2 separate regions of the Homo sapiens genome follow, and region 2 is linked to region 1. Evidence: read pairs that join two places in POLR2A ChIA-PET (ENCODE). Cell type or tissue: B cell. All regions are shown on one strand.

Region 1 (2,500 bases):
AGAAGGCAGCCTGAGGTCACAAAACAAGTTAGGGCCAAGTTGGGTTCTTTCCACAACATCTGGGAAAAGGCAGGACGGGCTGGGTGGAAAGGGGGTGTGGGTGTGAGGAAGGCTACCCTGACCACTGCTGTGGGAGTGGCCGTGAAACCAGAAGCTTTCTCCTCTGGGATCTTCTGGGGACACAAGTGGAGAGATGAAAGCTCCCTCTGGACTCTCTCCACACACAGGTGCTGGGTTTAACTTGCATAGCTGCACCTGCTCCAGTTCCAACTGCTGCAAATAAATTGTGTGTGTATGTGTGGCGGGGACAGGGAGGGGGTCCAAGAGCTGGTTTTCTGCCTGGAACCCACTACAATCCCTCATCAGCCCCACTCCCTATCCCAACATCAGGATCACCAAGCAGAGGATAAAATTAAGTGTCAAGAAACTAGGGGTCTAATCCTCACCCTGTGATTATTTATGGTACAATTCTGGGCCAGTCACTGAATCTGCCCCTAAACCCCAGCCTGTTTCTTCACCTATAAAAATGGGGAGGGAGTTGACCAAAAGACTTGTTTGTGCTCTAGGAAGTCCCCAAGAGCACAGGAGCCCAGAGACCTCGCAGGAGGAAGCAGCAGTATCTGTGTTCCAAATCCTGCCCAGCCCCCAGGCAGCCATGGTATCTTCTCAGCTGGCTCGAGGGCACACCTCCCAAAATGCAGAGAAGGCAGGGTGGCTAGGAATGGCTCTAGTAGAATTCTCCCCTTATCTTGTCTGGAAACAAGGGGCAAAGAGCTATCTATTTCCTCCTGCCAGCCTCCTGCCCCCAACAGGATTCCTCACATCCCAGGACCAGCTGGAAAAGGTGGTGAGAGTTGGAAAGAGACTGCTCAGTGAGGACTGCCCTGCGAACCAGCTTGGATTCATCCCGTTCACCTCCACGTTCTGCACTCGGGGCCGAGGGAAGGGAGGCAGCCCAGGCAGCTAGAGAACTTGATGAAACACACTCAATCTGAATCTCGCTTGATCGTCATGCTGACCCAGTGAGGTAAGTGATGGTATCCCCATCTCAGAGATGAGGAACCGGAAACTCAGCGAGGTTAAGTTTCACCTTCCTGAAAATCGGGCACCCCGTTTCTGTTCCCCAGAGGGAGCTCAATTCAAAGTCCCCAAAGAACAGGTCTTCTGTGAAGACCTGTTCTCCCCTCACAACCCCGTTGGAAAAAGCAGTGGGAGCGACCCAGGGCGGACCCTCTGGCCCAGGCTTGTGGGTTGGGGGGCAGAGGGGCCTAACTGGGTGGCCAGGTGGCCCGCAGAGTCTCTCCAGCAGCAGATGGCCTCCCCAGCCCTTTCCTTCAGAGCCTATTAAGCAGTCAAATGGGGGAGGGTTGGCCCCCAAGGCCAGGGACCCAGCAGCAGCAGCAGCTCACAGCACTGGAGCCGTTAAAAAGTGACTCAACCAGAAAGTGCGTTTGAAGTGACGCCCGCCAGGGCCCCAGAGCCCCAGAGCCCCAGAGCCAAACCTCAAAAAGACGAAGTGAGAGAGACAGGCCTGCGGGGGCTGGGCCGGGGGTGGAGACCCAGCCTGGAGCTGGCCTGGCCAAATAAGGGCAAATGCACTAGGGCGGGCCAATGGGGCAACAGCGGCTGGCTGCGTCATGGGGCTGCGGCTCTGGGGAGGGGGAGGTGAGAAGCCTGGGACAAAATGGGGGTGGGTGTCAGGGGTCCCGGCACCTCTTCGAGGGGTCCCAGGGTGGGTGAACACAGGAGGCATGGAAGCCCTCACCCCCAAGGAGCCTTTGTTACTAAGGTCAGTGGACCTGCAACCCCAGAGCCCCACCTGCAGGCTGGATGGGGTTCAAGGAAGAAAAAGGGAAACCTGGAGGACCCCCATGCCCCTGCCCCAGTTATGGGCCCTGGATCCCCATCTGCCATGGAGAACTGAAGGGAGGCCATAGGGACAGCAGCGTTGTGCAAGGGGAAAGGCTGAAGCACCAGTGCAGCTTCACCAGGCCACTGACTGTGGGCGAGAGATGTAATGGAAACTCAGTTTTCTCATCTGTGAAAGGGGAATAATATTGCCTCGTGGGATGGCACTGAGGGTCAAATGCAATAATAGAGGTGGCCCATTTTGAACCTGGAAATTGCCATAGGGATGTAATAGATGATTAGTGTAGAGGCACAAGGCCAAAGGCTGCTTCTTAGATTCTTGTTTCCAGGTGCTATAAACGATCCCTTTGCAAGGATATCATGTGGTTCTCAATTTTGGCCCCTGGTGTCTAGAACAAGGTAGGGGGAGGTGCCAAGGCCAGAGGGATTCCTGAATCTTAGTCCCTAAGCAAAAGCAGAAGAGACTGATGCCTGCCTGCCTCCAGCTGATTCCCCAGGGACATACCCCCCTTCATTTCTCCTGCATCTCCTCACCTTCCATGAATCCAGACCATGCCCCACCCCTCCTCCTGAGACCCCGCCCTCCATCTCCCGGCCTCTCTGGGGTGCAGGGCAGAGGAAGTGAGTCTAC
Region 2 (2,500 bases), 1.0 Mb after region 1:
CCCACAGGCTGGCCTTTTGTTTTGTTTTGTTTTGTTTTGAGACAGAATCTCGCACTGTCACCAGACTGGAGTGCAGTGGCACGATCTCGGCTCACTGCAACCTCCACCTCGCAGGTTCAGGCGATTCTCCTGCCTCAGTCTCCTGAGTAGCTGGGACTACAGGCACACGCCACCATGCCCGGCTAATTTTTGTATTTTTGGTAGAGACGGGGTTTCACCATATTGGCCAGGATGGTCTCAATCTCTTGACCTCGTGATCCGCCCGCCTCAGCCTCCCAAAGTGCTGGGATTACGGGCATGAGCCACTGTGCCTGGCCCTACAGGCCTTTCTTGATCCTGCTTCTCCTTGCTTTCTACTTACCTCCTCTCATTTCTTCTAGTTTGTCCTGTACCAGTTGAACAAGATTCATATTTCAGCAAGCCGCTTTTTCTTCCCTTTTTCTTTTCTTTTTTTTTAATGCTCTGTCACCCAGGCTGGAATGCAGTTGGAGTGAACACTGTGCACTGCAGTCTCAACCTCCTGGGCTCAAGTAATCCTCTGGCCTCAGCCTCTCAAGTAGCTGGGATCACAGGCGCGTGCCACCATGCCTGGCTAAGTTTGAATTTTTTGTAGAGTTGAGGTCTTGCCGTGTTGTCCAAGCTGGTCTCGAACTCTTGGGCTCAAGCAATCCTCCTGTTTCAAAGTGCTAGGATTATAGGTGTGAGCCACCGCATCTGGCTTTTCCTTTTTTCTTCTTAGGAAAGGAGTCCCTCTCTAGGATGCCTGTTTATTCATATTTAAGAGCAATGGGGAGCAGAGTGACCCTGCCACAGCAAAATGTAAGGCTTCTTGTCTAGGCCTTCCAGAGCCTTTCTAGCACCAGACAGCCTGGGCCATTGCTTATATGGTAGATTTTTCTCTTGTCTTTTTAGGTTCAGAGCTGTGGTGAGGATGGAATGTGCATGTGTGTGTTTGTATGTGACACACTCACATTTAATACAAACAAGAAATGCTTATTTCACAGAAGGTAGCTTTGAATAAGTTTCGGGATTCAGATTTGAAGCTGAACATAACCAGAAACTTCTACCTGTAAACTTTTTTTGGGGGTTTCCTTCAGAGGAGAAGTGAGAGAAGAAATAATTCTACTCTGGGGAAATGTATAATTTAGAAGCTGTCTGCATGTATAAGAAAACAGACTCTGTATCTGCTCTCTAAACTCAGCCTGGCAGCCAGGGTCATTGTTTCTTTTTCTCCCCTCTGTGTTTGTGTAAGACGGATGGGTCTGGTGCTCTTTGTGCTCCCCAGCGGGCAGCTAAGGCTGTGGACTCTAGCAGCATTTGGCCTGGGGGAAGCCTACTGCTTGTTTTCCCCTGCCTGTCTTTCCTATTTCCTTACTCTAACTCACCACCCCTTCCTTTCCTGGATGTGCTGTCTATCCTGAAATGGAACAGGAGTATTAGAAAGGTGGAAGGGCCAGGTGCGGTGGTTCACACCTGTAATGCCAGCACTTTGGGAGGCTGAGGTGGGTTGATCACCTGATGTCAGGAGTTCAAGACCAGTCTGGCCAACATGGTGAAACCCTGTCTCTACTAAAAATACAAAAATTAGCCAGGCGTGGTGGCGGGCGCCTGTAATTCTAGGTACATGGGAGGCTAAGGCAGGAGGATTGCTTGAACCCGGGAGGCGGAGGTTGCCGTGAGCCGAGATCATGCCACTGTACTCCAGCCTGGAAGACAGAGTGTGAGACTCTGTCTTAAAAAAGAAAGAAAAAGAAAGGTTGAGGGTATTTCAGGAAACTCCAAGCAGGGTACTTGGCTCTACCACCCTTTCTATCTGTAACACTCTGGCACCCAACAGCATTGGTCTTCTGTGGGCTGTTTTGTCATTCACCTTACCTGCTACCCAGAGTGTGCCCAGGGTGTGATGAAGGGGTTCTGGATCCAAAAGTTTATGTATCTTTCGTCCTATCTCCTGTGATGGCCAGACCTAACTGAGGCAAAGCCGAGAGAATTATTTCCCACTTCCATTTCCTTCAAGTGTTGCTATAATGTTCACTGTAAACTGATTTTACATCTTTAAAACTAGAGGTGGGAGACTGAGCAGGGGCGACATCATACATTGGCCCCCAAAGGTCTGAATCCCTTCAACAGTCAGATAGCTCACATATAATTGGTCGCTTTGCATGAGGAGCTTCCTTGGCTCAGGGCTGCAGAAGAGAAGTGCTCTCACTGTGGGTTAAGGGGTGGTGGCTGATATTGTCCTTCAGCCTAGTGCTAGTTAGTTAGTTGGCCACTCAGGAAGGTATAAAGTGTCCCAGAAGTATGGCGGCCTCAGTGACTGTTTTGGTGGGAAGGATTCCAGGGAAGATGGCAGTTTCGCCTTAGAAGATTTGGTTCCAGGGAGGTTTAGAGGAAAAAGAGGACGATGATTTGCAGGCTTTCTCTAAAGATCCAGATGGATCCCAGACGTAGTCCAGCCAGGAAGATCTGATTTTGTTTGTCTTCCTTCCCCATCTCCCTA

Evidence for each region. ChIA-PET counts read pairs that join two places held together with the same protein. Peaks named below come from ENCODE experiments on the same cell type or tissue, not always from the same donor. Only the 100,000 strongest peaks of a DNase experiment are listed, where the experiment ranks them.
Region 2: POLR2A ChIA-PET joins it to region 1 with 5 read pairs; 1 of 35 experiments calls an interaction of 5 or more read pairs at or near these places.

The regions. Positions count from the first base shown.
Region 1 is chr17:58,336,653-58,339,152 of GRCh38, forward strand. It overlaps TSPOAP1-AS1 (TSPOAP1, SUPT4H1 and RNF43 antisense RNA 1), which reads left to right. Exons shown (of 5, transcript NR_038410.1): 3 at 796-1,027. Among named protein-coding and RNA genes, the nearest start is that of MIR4736, 1.9 kb to the left of the region's middle. RefSeq lists enhancers at 896-965, 1,196-1,405, 1,376-1,670, 2,416-2,475 and a silencer at 1,636-1,930. In B cell, CTCF peaks have their summits at 1,523, 1,813 (motif pointing left) and 2,013; DNase peaks (open chromatin) are centred at 669, 1,119, 1,439 and 2,469; H3K4me3 peaks cover 2,500 bases; H3K27ac peaks cover 2,500 bases.
Region 2 is chr17:59,349,642-59,352,141 of GRCh38, forward strand. All of the region lies in intron 1 of YPEL2 (yippee like 2), which reads left to right. Among named protein-coding and RNA genes, the nearest start is that of MIR4729, 15 kb to the right of the region's middle. In B cell, no CTCF peak of the experiment used is centred here; a DNase peak (open chromatin) is centred at 1,050; H3K4me3 peaks cover 1,443 bases; H3K27ac peaks cover 2,083 bases.